2 separate regions of the Homo sapiens genome follow, and region 1 is linked to region 2. Evidence: read pairs that join two places in POLR2A ChIA-PET (ENCODE). Cell type or tissue: PC-3. All regions are shown on one strand. Each heading gives the region's core, and the rest is flanking DNA. Links, peaks and the distances in the headings are about the cores only.

Region 1 (9,114 bases), core at 618-8,617, 370 kb before region 2:
TGGCACACACCTGCAGTCTCAGCTGCTAGGGAGGTTGAGGCAGGAGAATCACTTGAACCTGGCAGGCGGAGGTTGCAGAGAGCCGAGATCGTGCCACTGCACTCCAGCCTGGGCAACAGAACAAGACTACATCTAAAAAAAAAAAAAAAGAAATCGTTAATGTCTTTTTATTTTTGAATAAGTCTAAAATAAAAGAAATGCCTTAACTTCAATAATAAGCTGTGGTTTAGAAATAATGTAGTCATTGAGAAGTCATGTAAACAATAGAAAGAAGGCCAAAAAATTTTTCATGCCATTCTTCAAACCACGAATGTCATTTTGTTTAAGCCCTATGCAAGCAACTCTATGCAATTATTTATTAATAAACAATGACAACAACACTATCATAAAGGTTTGAGAATTATCATGATAATTACATACAGTAGCAGAAAAACATCAGACAGAAAAAAACAAACAAAATAAAAACTACTTAGCAATGACCCATTCAATCATAAACTTAGAAAAGCAATTGGAGTCACAAAATAATTTATTTTTTTTATTTTAAGGGAGCACCAATTCAAATCATTCCAGCTACTTTAAAATAGCTATTTTTGTGTATTTATAAATGCTACAGGGGTAAAATATATAAATTTCACTTTCTCTTTTCATAATACCAATACTTACAGAGATAATATGATTACATGCATGCAATTTACTTCTTTAGTTTCAAAATCTGTACATTTTAGCCTCAATTGAAGTTAATCATAGTATTTCTCTTGTAAATATTTTTAAATTATTATGACTATAAAATTGTATTTGTGAATAAATGAGTTCACTTTTATACTTTTTGTAAAATATATGTTTTTGATTATCAACATACATAATAAATATTAAAAAATATATGATTAACATACTTATAAACAGATTTTCTCTTAAATTACTAAAATAGAGATGTTGGGTTATTAGGAAAACACACAAAAGCAATGTAATTTTTACAGAGTTTTTTGAAGGTAAGTTAAAATATGTCAACCTTCTTTATTTTGGCTGTACACAATACAAATGCCTATCCTTTTCTAATTTTCACATATTTTGCAATATATTAATATCCCTAGGGAATCTCTTTAGTAAAAAATGTACAACATTGACTAGGTATGAAAGAAATATAATCTATATATTATCATAGAATTTTTAAGAATTTTTTTATGGTTTCATTTTTCAGTTCCAGGTGAGATAGGTAACCTCTTTATGTGTAGATTATTAATAATATACCTTGATCTATCAATGAAATTATGGTGGTTCTTAAGTGATTAAAATTAAAATAACAGAGTGCTGCACTCTTTACATTTTAAGCCATTTTCAAAGAACAAGTGAACAGGAAATACTCTCAAAATCAATCTTTGAAGAAAAAATATAATTATGGTGTTAGTGCTGCTCTATAGACTATTTTGTGAAGATTTAAATTTCTGAGGCTCAAAGTGTTCATTGATGTCTGAACCAATGAATCAGTAATGGCTACCGCTTTAGTCAGATGGCATCTCTAATTGCACATATAGATAATCAATAGAATAAGTGAAAAAATGAGCACACAAACTGTCATTAAGATCCAGGGAAATTAGTAATTCAGCATTCTAGTAGAAAGTCACTCCTTAAGTCACATTCACAATGTGACAATGTGAATTTGGATAGTAAGTTAATTTCCATATTTTACAGATTGAAGCAGTATCACCTAATAGAATAAACGAGCAGTATCACCTAATAAAAATCAGAATTTTGGAATCAGATATTTTTGAATTTGCAGTTTGTCTCCAATATTTGCTATCTGACATTGTGGAAATTACTTAATATATCCAGGTCTAAATTTTCTGACCTATATAATGCTATATAATGGAATAAAGCTATTATCTACCCGATTGGGTACTTTTGAGGATCAAATGAGAGTGCTTTAAAAAAAAAAAAGAAAAAAAAACTTTGTATAGCTGCTGGGACATATTATGCACTCAAAATTGATTTTATTATCTTTTACAACCTGAAAATTAAAGATAACAGTAGACCTACTTACATCCAAGGATTCTTGTCAATATTAACACAAGGACAGGGAATGAAAAATTACCTTCAGAAAATTAGAATAGTAATCACTTAGCTTTGGAACACTGACCTTTTGTTTCCTATTCATTCTTTTTTCTTTAGATGCCTAACTGTTGTTTTAAAACTAGGATTATCTCCACCATGGTAATTTTTGTTATACTTTTCTTGTTGATTTTTTTTTCTTTGTTGCCTCAGATGTTAATTTCACCCTTCCTAGCTAGTTAAGGCCTGACAATTCTGGGGAAAACCAAACAACAAAACTCCAACATTCAGTCTTCTAGTAAGATTTCAGACATAAATTCATCATTTTTATCTCTTCAGATATCTGCTTTTGCTTTTCTCTGTATGTTTTACAAACAATTATAAGTTCTTAAACATCTATTTCCACTTAACTGCTCCACGATTTTTCATATGGCTTCTATTATGCCATCTTGATTGAAAACTCACACTCTCACCTGCATAGCTAGTGTGTTTTCCTGGATATCCTATCTTACACATTTTCAGAAGAAAATATACTGTCACAGCTTTTATAGATTGTATGAAAGAATCACATTTATATAAAATCGGCCCTTTGTATCCTCGGTTCTGCATCTGCAGATTTAACCAGCCATGGATTAAAATTATTGAAAAATAATAATAATAATCTGAAAATTAAAACCAATACTGTATCAACACAATTTACATAGCATTTATATTACATTAAGCATTATAAATCATCTGGAGATTATTTAAAGAATATGGTGAATGAACATAGGTTATATGCATATACACTATTTTAAATAAGAAGCTTGAACATCCCTGGATTTTGGTATTCTTGGGAATCCTGGAAGAAATCTGCTGAGTATACTGAGGGATGATTCTACTTTCTTTGATTTTCCTAACAGTTCGTGTGTTTCTATCAAAAGATGTTTGTGAACATTAGTTCTTCCTTTTTCAGAGAATTCATAAGCTTACACTCTCATCTTGGGAAAAAAATAAAAAAAAAAACAAAAACAGTATTCATGTGGCTGCTGTCTCTGCCTCTTGCCTCCTGGTAGAATAGAAACACATCCTCTTAGAAAATATAAAAAATAAAAGTTACTGTAATATACATATATATGTAATGTTGGCACTGATTATTTTAATTTCTTTATGTGTTATTTTCATATGTATTGGCAAAAAAAAACCCCTACCATCTCAGGTTCAATACAGGAAAGGGTTCAGATCGTTAAATTTTGACCCAATGAATATTGACAATGAGGGAATTTCAGAAGACAATACTTGGTGACAATAGGCATTAGGAAATATAGACAGACGGTCCAGTGCATAGCCCAGAAAATAATTACTGGATGTCAGATGCAAGTCGAGGCCTCCAATTAACTGAGTGTGGGGAAAAGGTTTGAGTATTAGACAGAACTTTTATACTAGGAAGAATCTGGGGATATTAAAGGAAGATCTCAGTTTTGTGGACCAGATTATTATGGGTGAATAAAAAGGACAGATAATGAATGCTACAACTCAGTGTTCTTACAGGTACTCAAATCCACCTGCTATTTACTAGCTTTCATTGAAATTCAATTGGCAAAAATGTAACTCTTAGGCAGAAGAGAATCCTGGGAGTTGTGGCTAGTTTTAGTTAGTGAGTTATTAGATGTGTTATTCTGGACAGCACATACCACCAACTGAATACCTGAAATCAAACATGGGCAATGCAAATACAAGAATAATGACAGAATAACAGGTCTATATGGGATTTATTGTTAATGCTACTTTTTAGTAGACAGTGCTATCCAACACACTTATTTTGGAATTTTAAAAATTGTGTCAATGGTGAAACCCCATCTCTACTAAAAATACAAAAAATTAGCTGGGCATGGTGGCACGTGTCTGTAGTCCCAGCTACTCGAGAGGCTGAAGCAGGAGAATCGCTTGAACCCGGGAGGCAGAGGTTGCAGTGAGCCGAGATCGTGCCACTGCACTCCAGCGTGGCTGACAGAGCAAGACTCCATCTCAAAAAAAAAAAAAAAAAAAAAAAAAAAAAAGACAAAAAAAAATAGTGTAAAAATTCTGGCTTTGTCTCCATGCTATCTCTTTTAACTTCTGTAATTTCTTATGCTCTCAGTGTTGTTTCCTCATACACAAACCAGAATTAATGACACAATCTGGGCTGGGCATGGTGGCTCACGCTTGTAATCCCAGCACTTTTCGGGAGTTCGAGACAAGCCTGACCAACATGGAGAAACCCCATCTCTACTAAAAATACAAAATTAGCTGGGCATGGTGGCGCATGCCTGTAATCCCAGCTATTGGGGATCTGAGGCAGGAGAATAGTTTGAACCTGGGAGTGGAGGTTGCAGTGAGTCAAGATCGTGCTACTGCACTCCAGCCTGGGCAATAAGAGTGAAACTCCATCTCAAAAAACAAAGAAACAAAAAAAAAAAAAACAATTTAAAAACCCCACAATCTTACAGGGTTTTTTTTGAGCACAAATATAATAATGGATATAATGCATCTATAATAATGCTTGGTATATAATATGTGCTCTTGTTAAGGGTATCAAAGACTACCCTGCACATTTGGGGATAACTGTGAGGACTTGCATAACTCAGCATATAGTTATAATAGCTAAAATTTATTTGGGGGAATACCAGATGAAAGCTTCCAAGAGTCCCCTCCCAATACAGCCACACAAGACATGATCAATTCTTCTACCAATAAGTCGTGACAACTTGTAAGAAGGGTTGTCTACCAGGGAAGTTAATTAGTGACTCATCAGTAATAATTTAACTGGGAGCTAGTCAAGTAATTACCTCTGCCTACCAAATTTCAGAGCCCCATAGGGAAAGCTAATGTTCAAGATAAACCATGTTGCTTGTACACACAACTTAAGCACAGTAAGACACTTTTATCAAGGTCCCAGACTGCCAGCCAAGGGCAAACCTTGAAACCAGATCATTCTAAGGATAGCAGACTCAGGCTTTCTGTGTTAATAGATCCCTGAACAATAACAAATACTGTCATTACTGTCAAGAACATTGTATTAGTCCATTCTCATGCTGCTGATAAAGACATACCTGAGACTGGGCAATCAAAAGAAAGAGGTTTGATGGCACGTCTTACAGGGTGGCAGACAAGAGAAGAGAGCTTGTGGAGGGAAACTCTGCTTTTTTAAAACCATCAGATCTTGTGAGACTTGTTCACTATTACGAGAACAGCGCAGGAAAGACCTGCCCCGACGATTCAGTTACCTCCCACAGCACATGGGAATTCAAGATGAGATTTGGGTGGGGACACATCCAAACCATATCAAATATTATTACATACTAAATAATAAAAGTAATAAGTAACAAATAGAATTTTAACTAAGCATCCATCCTCCATTGAATATTAGGAAATATTGAAGAATATTGTCAATAAACAACTGGATATTTATGATATGTACTCTTGTTAAAAATATATAACTTGTATTGTGCTATTGGTAATAGACTATAAAACACACAAAGGTTTTCACTTATTAGATTAAAACTACTATATGCTTTGTATTGCCTGATACTAATAATAATGGCAACCCTGGAAGAATATAAATCACCTGATAATCTTTCTACAAATACAAAAACAACTATGCCATTTTATGATATAACATTTTCATTTCCACACTATTTGACATACTGTAACACTATGTTCATCATCTAAACAGAGGTGAAATATTGTAGTGAGTAGTTTAGAGAATATTTACTTCCCCTTAAGCATTAGTAATATATTGAGTTAAGAGTTACTTTATTTTTCATGAAAAATTCTCATGACAATATACAACAATATTTTCATTTTAGATCCATTCATTACATAATAGTTTTCATGTTTTATGATAATACTGGCTAGATTCTTCCATGCGACATGGTTATTGTAGTCTTAAGAGAATCCCTAATGAAGCAGCATTAACTCTTTTATGATTTTAAGATCAATAAATAATGTCTCCAAATATTCAGGAAATTTTTGAAAGAGGCTGAAATCAAACAACAATAGCTAGAAACAATAGCTTTATTGCCATAGGAAATAATTTTTGAAGATAAATTCTGTGGATTGAAACACAAGTTTCTTTATTTAAAAAATGTTTCTCATACGAAGAATTTACAATTTTATTCCCAGATGTAATCAGCAAAGTTTTTTCTTATGTATTTACTGTATATGTGGTTCCATGATTAATGTAAATAAATGAATGCCTTATTTTATCAATTATGAGACAATAATGTTTGTATAATACATTTTTAATTTGCCGTTAGGAAAGAACACAGAACTCCCAAGTAAACCATGACACAATGGTAAACTTCACACAGGGAGTGTTTATTCTATAATCATGAAAGTGTTGTTTTCAGACATTTTTAACCACATGTATTTATCTTCTTTTCATTTTTGTGCAAATACAAAAATGAAAACCTAAGTAAAATTAATTACGATGGCATGTCTAATAGTTTTCTACAATCTGAGCCTGACTCAGCTAAATTATTCTCTGACTCAGATTAATTGAATTCCATGATTTACAAACAATATTATCCTCCTTGTTTTCAAAAACACCAAGAAGCAACACTGACTAAAATAGGAATCTGTTGTTGATTCTGGATTACTTTTTCAAATCCTTGACAACTCATTCTTCTATTGTTATTGCCTTTTTAGAGGTGCTAATGGAAGGTTTTGTTAAGGGGTGGGTGAGGGGGAATCTAGGATATAAGGGGAGTGATATTAGCAAGAAGCCCTGAAATCTCCTTCCTTTCAGGCAAGAAGCTCTGAAATATCCTCCTCCACCCCATGAACACTGTGATTCTTCAACACTACATAGACGAATTCCCTTTATGAGAAATAAACTGGTTGAGAGGTTTCTGCACCTTAATCTAGCATGAAACCAGCCACCCTGGCTAGTTTTAAAACACCCTCTCACCATATTGCCCAATCCCTGGCAGCACCCTATGATTGGGAGGAGCCTTTCTGCTCCAAGGTTCTCTTTAGTGAGGAAAAAGTTGGAACATATATCCAACAACCTAATTTTTCTGGGAAGCTACTCAGGACTGGATTCTGCCTTGCCTATCTGAGAGAGCTGACAGAACCTGGCACACTCAAGCTGCCTAGAGCTAAGTAAGAACAAAGATAGGTGTTTTAGATGACAGTTACCGTAGCTCCTTCCCCACCGTCAGCAAGCTCCTAACAACAGGCTCAGTACAGAGCAAGGAGACAAAAATGTTAGCTCCCACCTTCTCCCTGGGGAGGGAAAAAGGTTACAGAACAACCAATGACCCAAAATTTCTAAGGACCGAAGCTAGAAAATAGCTTCAGCCTTGCCTATCTCTGAACATTGACAGGATCCAGAATATTCCAAACATCTGGGGGCTACAAAGAACAAAAAAAGCAGGTTGGACTAGCCTGAAGGCTTGAGATAGGCCTTCAGAATCTTTGACTAGGCTGATTGGTGAGGGTCTTCTCCTATGTAAGAACAGTTTGTGAAGACTAGGAGAGGTAGCTGTTTTTTTTATAGTGCACAGATACCAACACAAATTCAAGAAAAGTGAAGAAACAGAAACATGTCTCTAACAAAGGCACAAATGAATCTCTAGAAACTGACTCTAATGAAAGGAAGATATGTAATCTACCTGAAAGTTAATTAAAAATAACCCTCATAAGGGTGTTTGATAAGATAAGGAAAACAATGCACGAACAAACTGAAAATTTCAACAAAGAGATAGAAAAAGCTCCAAACAGAAACCTTGGAGCTGAATAATATAATAACTGAACAAAAACAAAAACCAAATAAAATACACTAGAGGAGTATAAAATCCTACTGGAAAGAGGCAGACGAAAGAGAAAATAGAAACAGAGAGACCAAACAGAAATCTTGGAGCTAAATAATACAATAACTGAGCAAGAGTAAACAACAATCACTAGAGGGTTTTAAAGGCCAACTAGGTCAAACAGAAGAAAGGATAAGCAAACTGGAAGACAGGTCATTGAAAATTATAAAGTCAGAGGAACAAAAAGAAAAAAAAAGATCAAAAAAGAGGAAAAAGGCCTTATGAGACTTACGGGACATCATCATGCGGCTGAATATACACACTATAGGAATATCAGAAAGAAAAATGAGAAAAGAGGAAAAGCTTACTCAAAGAAATAATGGCCAAAATCATCCTTCATGTGAAAAAAAAAAACAAAGACCCCATAAAAAGTTGAATACAAAAAGATACACATTGAGACATAACAAAATTGTCTGACAAAGATGACGAGACATTTTTCTTTTTTATGAGACAGAGTTTCACTCTTGTTGCCCAGGCTGGAGTACAATCTTGGCTCACTGCAATCTCCACCTCCTGGGTTCAAGAGATTCTCCCGCCTCAGACTCCCTAGCAGCTGGGATTACAGGCGCCCTCCATCACGCCCAGCTAATTTTTGTATTTTTAGTAGAGATGGGGTTTCACCATGTTGGCCAGGGTAGTCTCAAACTCCTCACCTCAGGTGAATCTCCCACCTTGGCCTCCCAAAGTGTTGAGATTACAGGCGTGAGCCGCTGGATGATGAGAATTTTTTTAAAGCACAAGACAAAAATGACTTGTCATGAACAATGAAAAACCCTTAAGATTGTCTGGCTTTCTCAGCAAAGATTGAAGGGGGTAGATGGTAAAATCAAAGTACTGAAAGAAAAATCTGCCAAACAAGACTAGTATAAACAGCAGAATTGTCCTCCATCTCTCCAAAATGGAGAGATAAAGACTTTGTCAGACAAAGACTGAAGAAGTTCATCACCTCTGAGCCTGCCATATAAGATGCTGAAGCAGGTTCTAGAAGTTGAAGCAAAAGGATGCTAAACAGTAATGCAAAAGCATATGAAAGTACAAAAATTGCTGCAAAAGTAATCATATAGAAAAATAAAGAATACAGTAATACTTGAATGATGGCAAATAAAATATTTTTAACTCTAGTATAAAAGTTAAAAGACAAAAGTGTTAAAGATAATCATAAATTTAAAAATAAATGAATGGATACAGTATATAAAAAGATGTAAATTGTGAGTCAATAATACAATGTTGGGGG
Region 2 (9,114 bases), core at 293-8,292:
CACTTTGGAAGGCCGAGGAGGGCGGATCACGAGGTCAGGAGATCAAGACCATCCTGGCTAACACGGTGAAACCCCGTCTCTACTAAAAATACAAAAAAATAAAATTAGCCAGGCTTGGTGGCGGGCGCCTGTAGTCCCAGCTACTAGTGAGGCTGAGGCAGGAAAATGGCGTGAACTCAGGAGACGGAGCTTGCGGTGAGAGGAGATCGCACCGTTGCACTCCAGCCTGGGCGACAGAGCGAGACTCCATCTCAAATATATACATATACATATAGTTGCAATTATTTTGTGTTGTTAGAAATATAAGTAGTTCATTCCTTTTTGTTGCACAGTAGTATTTTGCTATTTATATGTGCCACAATTTTTTCATTCACCATTTGAAGTACCTTTTTAATTTCTAGTTTTTGGTGATTAATGTATATATGTATGTATCTGAAAATGCATTTTATATTTTTTCCATTAACTCTTCTGGAGTGAAATTGTAAGAGATACGAAAAGTGTCAAACCTTTTTCAAGACGTCTGTCATTTTGCATTCACACCAGCAACAAATGAGAGTTTTAATTTCTTTGCATCTTTCTCACCACTTACTGTTAAGTCTTTTCTTATTTTTTTTTTTTATTTTTTTAGACAGGGTCTTGTTCTGTCACCCAGGCTGGAGTGCGGTGGCGTGATCTCAGCTCACTGGAACCTCTGCCTCCCTGCTCAAGTGATTCTCGTGCCTCAGCCTCCTGAGCAGTTGAGAATACAGGCATGGGCTACCATGCCTGGCTAATTTTTGTATTTTCCATAGAGATGGGTTTCACCATGTTGGCCAGGCTGGTCTTGAACAACTGACCTCATGTGATCCACCTGCCTTGGCCTCCCAAAGTGCTGAGATACCAGTCCTTAAACATTCTAATGTTTTACTTGTATCCATTGTGGTATAAATTTGAATTTGCCTAACAGCTAACAATGTTAAGCATCACATAATATCTTTGCCACTGATTCCTTGCTGAAGTCTCCATTTAAATACTTTTCTTTATTTTAGTTTATTTTTTTAGTCAGAGTCTCACTTTGTTGCTCAGTTGGAGTGCAGTGGCTTGATCTCGGCTCACCGCAACCTCGGCCTCCCAGTCTGAAATGATTCTCCTGCCTCAGCCACCAAGTAGGTGGAACTACAGGTACACACCACCATGCCAGGCTAATTTTCTGTATTTATTTTATAGGGACAGGGTCTCATTCTGTTGCCCAGGGTGGTCTCAAACCCCTGGGCTCAAGCAATCCATTTGTCTTGGCCTCCCAAACTATTGGGATTACAGGCGTGAGCCACTGTTTCTGGCCACATTTCCTTAGATGTATTTTAATTTCTTACTATTGAGTTGTCAGAATTTTTAATATTTTCTTTGTATTTATCTGTCAGATATTGGTCATATATATGTATATAAAATAATTTAAAGATACTTATTTACATATACCCATTATATAACCATTAAATATGTATTTGTTCAATATATATATTTTTATTAAATATACATGTGTATATGTGAATACTATATATCTCTCCCAATCTATAATTACTGTTTCTTACTTTTAACAATGTCTTTCCAATACAAAAGTTTTAATTTTGATCCAAGTTTTTCTTCTATTTCATGCTTTTTTTTGGTCCTGAGATAATTTTGTCCAAGCTAAAATCACAAAGTTTTAACTCCTATGTTTTCTTCTATAAGTTCAATAGTTTCAGATTTTACATTTAATATATGATTCAGTTGAAGGTGGTTTTTTATGTGGTGAAAATATGGATCAAAGTTCTTTTTTGGGGCATAGAACTATGAAATTCTATATTGTTTGTTGAAAGATTATCTTTTCTGGATTGAGTAGATTTGACATATTTGTCAAAAAATCAATTGACTATATATGTTTAAGTCTATTTTCACCCTCTATTCTTATTCATTGAATGGTATGTCTATAGTTTTGACAATAATATGATTTATGTATTACTGCAGGCTACTAGTAAGTCTCTAAAGTTGTTCTTTTACTAAAGTGTTTAGGGTCCCCTAGTTCTTTGCTTTGCCACATCATTTCTATAATAACTTGTCTTAAAAAAATCCTGCAGGGAGTCTGACTGCCAATGTCCTTCCTGCAAGCCTGCACTACCGGCAGTCTCTCTTGTCCTCTGCCCTGCCCTTATTCCATTCCTCCAGCAGCGAAAGGAGGACTGAGAAAAAGAGGATATGAGTGAATGTGAACTTCCCTGTCTTGATGGGAATCTCATTGTAGCTACACCGTCACACTAACCTACACTGGATATTTTGATAGCCATTAAAATTTTAGCTCATTTCTTATCAGCTTTTCTGTCAGGCTGTTCCTTCATCCCATGCTCTGCCGCAGATGAGACAGTCAAGTATTGTCTTCCCTTGACATAGGACCATCTTCCTTACCTTTCTGGCTACTCCATTTTCCTAGGATCTTACCTCTCTCATGGGTTAAAAACAAGTGCTGGCTTAGTAGTTTAGCTGGACTTTTCTCATTGCTTTTTGCTTTCTATATTACAGGTGGACACAAAATTGAGTTCTCTTTTTATTATTATTTTAAGGAATTAATCTATAAAATTGTAATATTAAACTATTTTTCTAAAACCATTTTAGAAGAGACTTTTGCAGTATGAGGGCTTGGGTATCAACACAGGAAATTTTGAATTTGCAAGTAATGTAATTATTGACTGATACTAATTATTTTCCTAAAGGACACATTCTATTGAAGAGATTATAGTTAACAACATAGGTGTAAGCAGGAGGAAATCAACGTTAAGAAGGAGCAACCAGTAGTCAACCTTAAAGAGACTATATTTACACAGCTCTGCCAGACATAAGCATTCCTGATTATCCTTTCTTTCCCTTTTCCCTTTTCTTCCTTTTCATTGTTTTCTTTTTTCTTCCTTCCTCCCTCTCTTTCTTTTTTTACTTCCTTCCTTTTTTATTTTATTTTTCATTTTTTCTTTACTTCAATTTAATTTTCACTTACTTTCTCCCCCTTATTCCTACTAGTCATCAAGCCATTTCTAAAAATCCATTCTCTTAAATGGTAAGTATACAGAAATGATGTTTTCAGTTTTAATTAGTTCACATTATAATGAATTAAAATATATAATTAATATGACAAATGTTATAATAGAGATATGAAAAAAATTTTTGTAAACATAGCATAATACAAGATTAACTGTACTGGAGCTGGATGTAAATTGATACAAAATTGTATCTTGAAGACAATTTCAGCAGGTAGTACATGGAGATAATGGAAATTGACATTTAACAAATTACACACAAGGACCTCAATTAAAGAATGCAACATACGTTTACAAGTGTGGTAAACTAGACATCCTTGATACGTAACACTAAAATGTCCTTGAAGAGATACCAAATTCAAGTAACTGAAGATAAGATTTTAACTGGAAATAATAGCCTTTTTTCTTAGCCAAGCAAAGTGTAAGAGGTGTATGAAGCTATGAACTCAGAAAAGTTATACAAATTCTGTTTCTCTTTACAAACTCTATTCTTGTCAAAATAGGTCAAAGTGTTGCATAAAGTTAAGATAACTTTGATGGTGCTTTCCAATTGAGAAAAAGCTTTTTTTTTAAAATTATTATTATACAGATGGCTTCCAACAATTTCCCCCTGGAAGTTACCAGAATATCCAGTTTCTTTATTTGTAATTTAATATTGTAACTTTAATTGTTCATAAAAATTTGAAGGAATTTGATAACAATAAACTTAATATATTTTTAAAGCAATATTTTTGTCTTTTATGACTACTTTTCTTGAAATGCAATTGATATAAGTCAAAGATACATTTTTCAATTACAAAAATGTAATAGAATGCATGCTACATAGTCTTATTTTAAGAAAAGAAAAAAGCACATATGAGACTAGTAGCATATTTTTTGGCATCAATATCAATATTTATTCATCTAATACTATTTAACAAAATATTTGATGTAGATAGACCATATTTTAGAGACTTCTTTTATGTCAAATACATTTCATCACAATGATAATCAATTTGATTTATGCATTATATTGTTCAAAGAAATGATTACTTAAAATCTCTCAGCTTGTTAATGGTAGAGATGGCGTTAGGTAGTGCTGTGGGGCCTGCAAATATAAACATAATGGGCTGCAAAGAGTTGAGCAAAAGGTAAATGAGCAAAGAATATTTGAGACAAATGAGATTAAGATGGGATGAATTTGAACTCATCTGTTGAGAACTTATGCTGTTGTAGAATACCCATATTAAAAATCAAATTCAGTTTGTCCTTTGAAACATTTTATTCCAGGTTAATTAAGAGTATTTTTAATAAGACAGATGAACAAATTAAAACAAAAAAACTTTAGTTTTTATAAAGTACAAATATAAAACTTAAATCTGATTATCATTGTAAGCATATAAACTTTGATGTCCCCTTTAATATCAATTATGTGTGGTATATAGACTCATATATGAAAACCCATGCCTCTTTATTTTATTCACAGTTCAAATTTTCAATTTCATTTTGTACACAATAAACACAGATGGCTCTAAATTTGGTTGACTGCTTCTAAGTAATTTTTATGTGGATATAATTTTATCACAATGACATCTCATCAGAGTAGCGAATAATTTAAGAATACTGTTGCAAACACATGTGTGTGTCTGTTTGTATATACATGTTTGTGTCTCTGTAGCTCTATTCATCAGGATACAAATAGTGTTAGTCATGATAATAGTAATTTTGTGATTTTAAAAATTCATTTAGCAAATCCACGTTATATTTTGTTAATATTTAAATGTGTAACATTAATAATAGTGAATACTGCTGAAAATATCTGCAATGTTAACTTAGAGCCATGATGTAAACAGAAACCAACAGAGACATATACATGCCCTGGGAGGAACAGCAACTCCCCGGCAGGAATTCTAAATTGGAGTTGGAAGAGCATTCTTTGGATCCAGTTTCAACATTGACTAGCTCTACGTAAGTTATGTAGCCCTTCAGTATTGCATTGTGTCCTTAAAATAGAAAAGGATATGTGTATGCTAGACTGTTTTTGTAACATACTCATGTAATGTTTGAGCTGAGTCATCTTCCTTCCAGCTTAAAACAATATTGATTATATTACAAATACAATGATGACTATGTATATATTTGTAATATCATTTATCAGTTTTCCTTTAAAATAATAATTTTTCAGTAGCTCATGCCTGTAATCCCAGCACTTTGGGAGGCTGAGGCGGGTGGATCACAAGGTCAGGAGTTCAAGATCAGCCTGGCCAAGATGGTGAAACCCCTAAAAAATACAAAAATTAGCCCAGCGTGGTGGCAGATACCTGTAATCCCAGCTACTCGAGAGTCTGAGGCAGAGAATTGCTTGAACCCGGGAGGCGGAGTTTGCAGTGAGCCAAGATCGTGCCACTGCACTCCAGCCTGGGCAATAGAGCGAGACTTCATCTCAAGAAAAAAAAAAAATTTTTTTTTGAAATGACAATAAGATTGACATACACCAGTATATGTATATCCTTAATTTAAATTCATTAGAAAAAAGGATACAAAATGTGAGAAAATCTGTTTTTATATGGATATGAGATATATACTATATCATTGCACTAATGAGAATTATTTCAAGACAAAGACAGTACATCAGTGTACCTATTTTATAAAATATTAAACATGTCTATGCTTTAAAATACTTGTCACCTATACTTTATAAGGAAGATTATAAAATTGAATTTATTCTCATAAGGATTTACTTTTGAGCATAGAATATAATTTAATTTTTAACTACAATCACATATCTACGTTGAAATTACTTTTTATCTTTGGAGGGGAAAAGATAGCAATGACATTGCTGTAAAAGCACATTTTCTTCCTGCACTCATCTCTAAGAAAAAATAAAGCCCATAATTGTTGTTAATGTAATACATGCACTAACATTGTATTTTTGCTATCAGTTTCTAGGCCATAATAAAGATAAATAGGCAGCTGACACAGCTTTGAAGACACTATTTCAAATGTCTGGCTTGTAAAAAATTCATCATGCTGTCTAATACTTACCAATGAAAGTAACTCAAGGACAGCTCACTCTGTACCAGCACTTCATCATTTCAAAAAGCTTACAGCCAAAGGAGAGTTTTTAATTGTTTATGTGATATATGACTTGATTGTCTCCACTCTGCACCTAGGAAGAACAGAGTAAATTAATAATAAGCTTAGGCACCACTGCAAAAAAAGTTGCTAGGAAATTCAAGTGATTTATATCATGGTTGATGATGCTTGGACATTAGATAAATAAGGAATATCAATTTTCTTCTAAATCTCAAGTCGGAATGTAGGTTTTCCAAATTTCAGTTGAAATAATCATCTTTTAACTATGAAGGTTAGGAAGAATACAATTGTGTGTTCACATTGATGGGAAAATGGCAGATGAAAATTGGATGACTTTCTGTACTATGTTCTTTAGCTTTGTCATACATTTATATGGAGCAGCAGGTACTGAATTTCTACAAGGAAGCAATAATGAAAAGTAATGCAGACAGAAATAGCTTGCCTCCAGCTAGACTAATGGCAAGGTCAGATTACATCAATTAAATCAGAAAGTCTCCAAGATAAAGTTCACTAATACATTCAGGGATTTTATTTTTCCCCAAATAGATGTCTGCTTTTATAAGTAGAAAAATTTCACTGTAGTTTCATGTAGGTAACAAAATACATTGAAAAACAGTAAAGAAAAAAACAAGTAAAGTTATATAACTATATAAATACATATATATAATTTACGTGAATGGTATTTGCAGAAAGCCAAATACCTTTTTTTTGGTAAATGTATCCTTACATTCATTGATACTGTAATGACATTGCTAGTAATAGTTGAGTTTTATTTCCACTCAGAAACAAATGTTGACCTGAGAAGTGCCTAGCCTAGTCATTTAAAAAAGTGCTATTTCTCTTATTCAATATTATTTTAAATTACATTAATCATTTGAGACATAGCATGCAAAGTTAAGAAATAGAGTAACAGTAATAGGTAACAAAAGGAGTAGGTCTGCATGGAAAATGAATTTTGGCAGTAAAAAATATATTTTTACTTCTATATTATTTTTCTTCAGAAATTAAAAGTAGTACATTGGCTTTTAATACTGCAGAAAATAAAGGAAGACTGTATCTAACACTTTCTATTAATAACCTTTACTAACTGCCTACTGTGTGCCAAACTTTGTTGCAAGAAATATAGAAAAATTGAAGATGAACTCTACATAAAGGCATCTCTTAGGTAAGTTAATAAGAAAAAGAGAAAAGCACACCAAGTAACTATTCTACATGATAATGCAAAGGTTTGAGGTAAAAGCATTGTCAGAACTGATGATTTTCAGTCAAATAATATGTGAGTAGATATATCCAATTAAATAACAATTTGTAGAAATTTGGAGCCTAAGAACCCTTTCCCATTATTGTCATATTAGAGTGTAGAGAGATAAATCATAACATTTTCAATGTACAATAGTAGAAAAATAGATATCCAAAATTTTAAATATGAAAAAATTTAGTTTATCTATGTAAAATAAAAGTGAAGTTATAAGGATGTGTAGAAATATAAATTATATATAAGAAATCTATAAATTTTCTTATAATTTTTAAACCATCAATACAGAGAGCACGTGATCATTAAAACAATGTTTCAATTATAAACTTCTATTTTTTAATGATTTTCTGTATATAGCTTTATGTATATTCAGTGAAGAATAAATGAATTTGAATCTCAATTTTTAATCTGTGAAGTCACTAATTGAACATGATAGCTTCATGATTTTTTCAAAAAACTATTATATTATCTTCAGCAATAACATTACTAAGGTACATCAGTCTAGTTCTGAATTGGGCCTAAGTCAATTAAAAAATTTTTTATTGCATTTATTTGAAACTTACAAAAATTTAAAGAGAGGTGAGTATTTATGTAAATATTTACTCATTAATAAACTTGCATTATCAATAGATTTGTAAGGGTTACTTAGTTTCCATTAACTCATGTTTGTATGCACACACACACAATGTATATATTTATTTTAAGTTTATTTTCTAATTTTCTCTTCTCTTTTTTGCATCCTTCTTACTGACTCATCAGTTTATTTTTATTTAATTTTCTTCAGAGGAGTAACTTATCTTGACATCATTACAAATTTTATTTAATTTTCTTCAGACGAGTAACTTATCTTGACATCCTTATAACTTGAAAAGTAACTATTAATAATACAATTTTCTAAGCAATTCTGTTTCTATTGATGGCTCACATTGTGTTTAACCTGAATCTCATCCTTTGCACTGTCTCCATGCTTTTGTATCTTTTGCTATGAATTCCTGGAGTACCTTTAATCTTGTTTCATTTCACTGGACTTAAAGTTACTCTGGTTTGAGCATGGTTATTATCTTCTCTGCAGGGTGTTTCTTGAGTCCTCCTGCTATGTTAGGTGGGCACCTGCTGTCCAGCGCATCTCTCTCTCTCTTTAACTCCTATTATTTTTATGACCCTCCTGGACGACAGGCTAATACAGAACAGACACTTTGGCTTATCTATTATTTTAGCTTCAGAGCCTAGCAGTGCTAGAAATATATAGTCAGTATCAAATTATTATGTATAAAATAACTAAAGATAGTATATTAAGAAGTTATTTTTCTTTATATTTTATATAGATCTCTCACCCATACTTTTTCACAATATGTCCCCTGTTTCTTGAATCCAGCTGACATCATTCTAAAATAGATTCTTACTCTCCTATTCCTATATTACCCCATTTAATTTTTTGTGGTTTTCTTGTTCAAGGAATCTTCTTCCAATCTATCATAGACACTGCACTCATAATAATTTCCCTTGGATGCTGAAGGTTTTAGCAATTAAGTTCAGCTGTGGATTGTTTCATTTTAAAGGTTTGGTTTTTGTTCTGAGTGAGGTAGGAAGCCATTAGAGGGATAAACAGTGATTATGTCCGATTTAAGACCGAAAAGGCTTATTCAAGCTGTGAAAATATAGGCTGTGGCAAGGTTCAAGTGTGAAAGTAAAGAGTACTGTTAGGATGCTATTTTAATAATCTTGAGGGAAATAATGGTAAGA

Evidence for each region. ChIA-PET counts read pairs that join two places held together with the same protein. Peaks named below come from ENCODE experiments on the same cell type or tissue, not always from the same donor. Only the 100,000 strongest peaks of a DNase experiment are listed, where the experiment ranks them.
Region 1: POLR2A ChIA-PET joins it to region 2 with 12 read pairs; 2 of 35 experiments call an interaction of 5 or more read pairs at or near these places.

Annotation. Positions count from the first base shown.
Region 1 is chr13:62,466,865-62,475,978 of GRCh38, forward strand. No RefSeq gene overlaps it. Among named protein-coding and RNA genes, the nearest start is that of LINC00459, 150 kb to the left of the region's middle. In PC-3, for the core only: no CTCF peak of the experiment used is centred there; no DNase peak of the experiment used is centred there.
Region 2 is chr13:62,833,065-62,842,178 of GRCh38, forward strand. LOC105370234 (a long non-coding RNA gene) reads right to left here. Exons shown (of 3, transcript XR_942013.2): 3 at 2,929-6,189. Among named protein-coding and RNA genes, the nearest start is that of LINC00448, 41 kb to the left of the region's middle. In PC-3, for the core only: no CTCF peak of the experiment used is centred there; a DNase peak (open chromatin) is centred at 4,997; H3K27ac peaks cover 1,077 bases.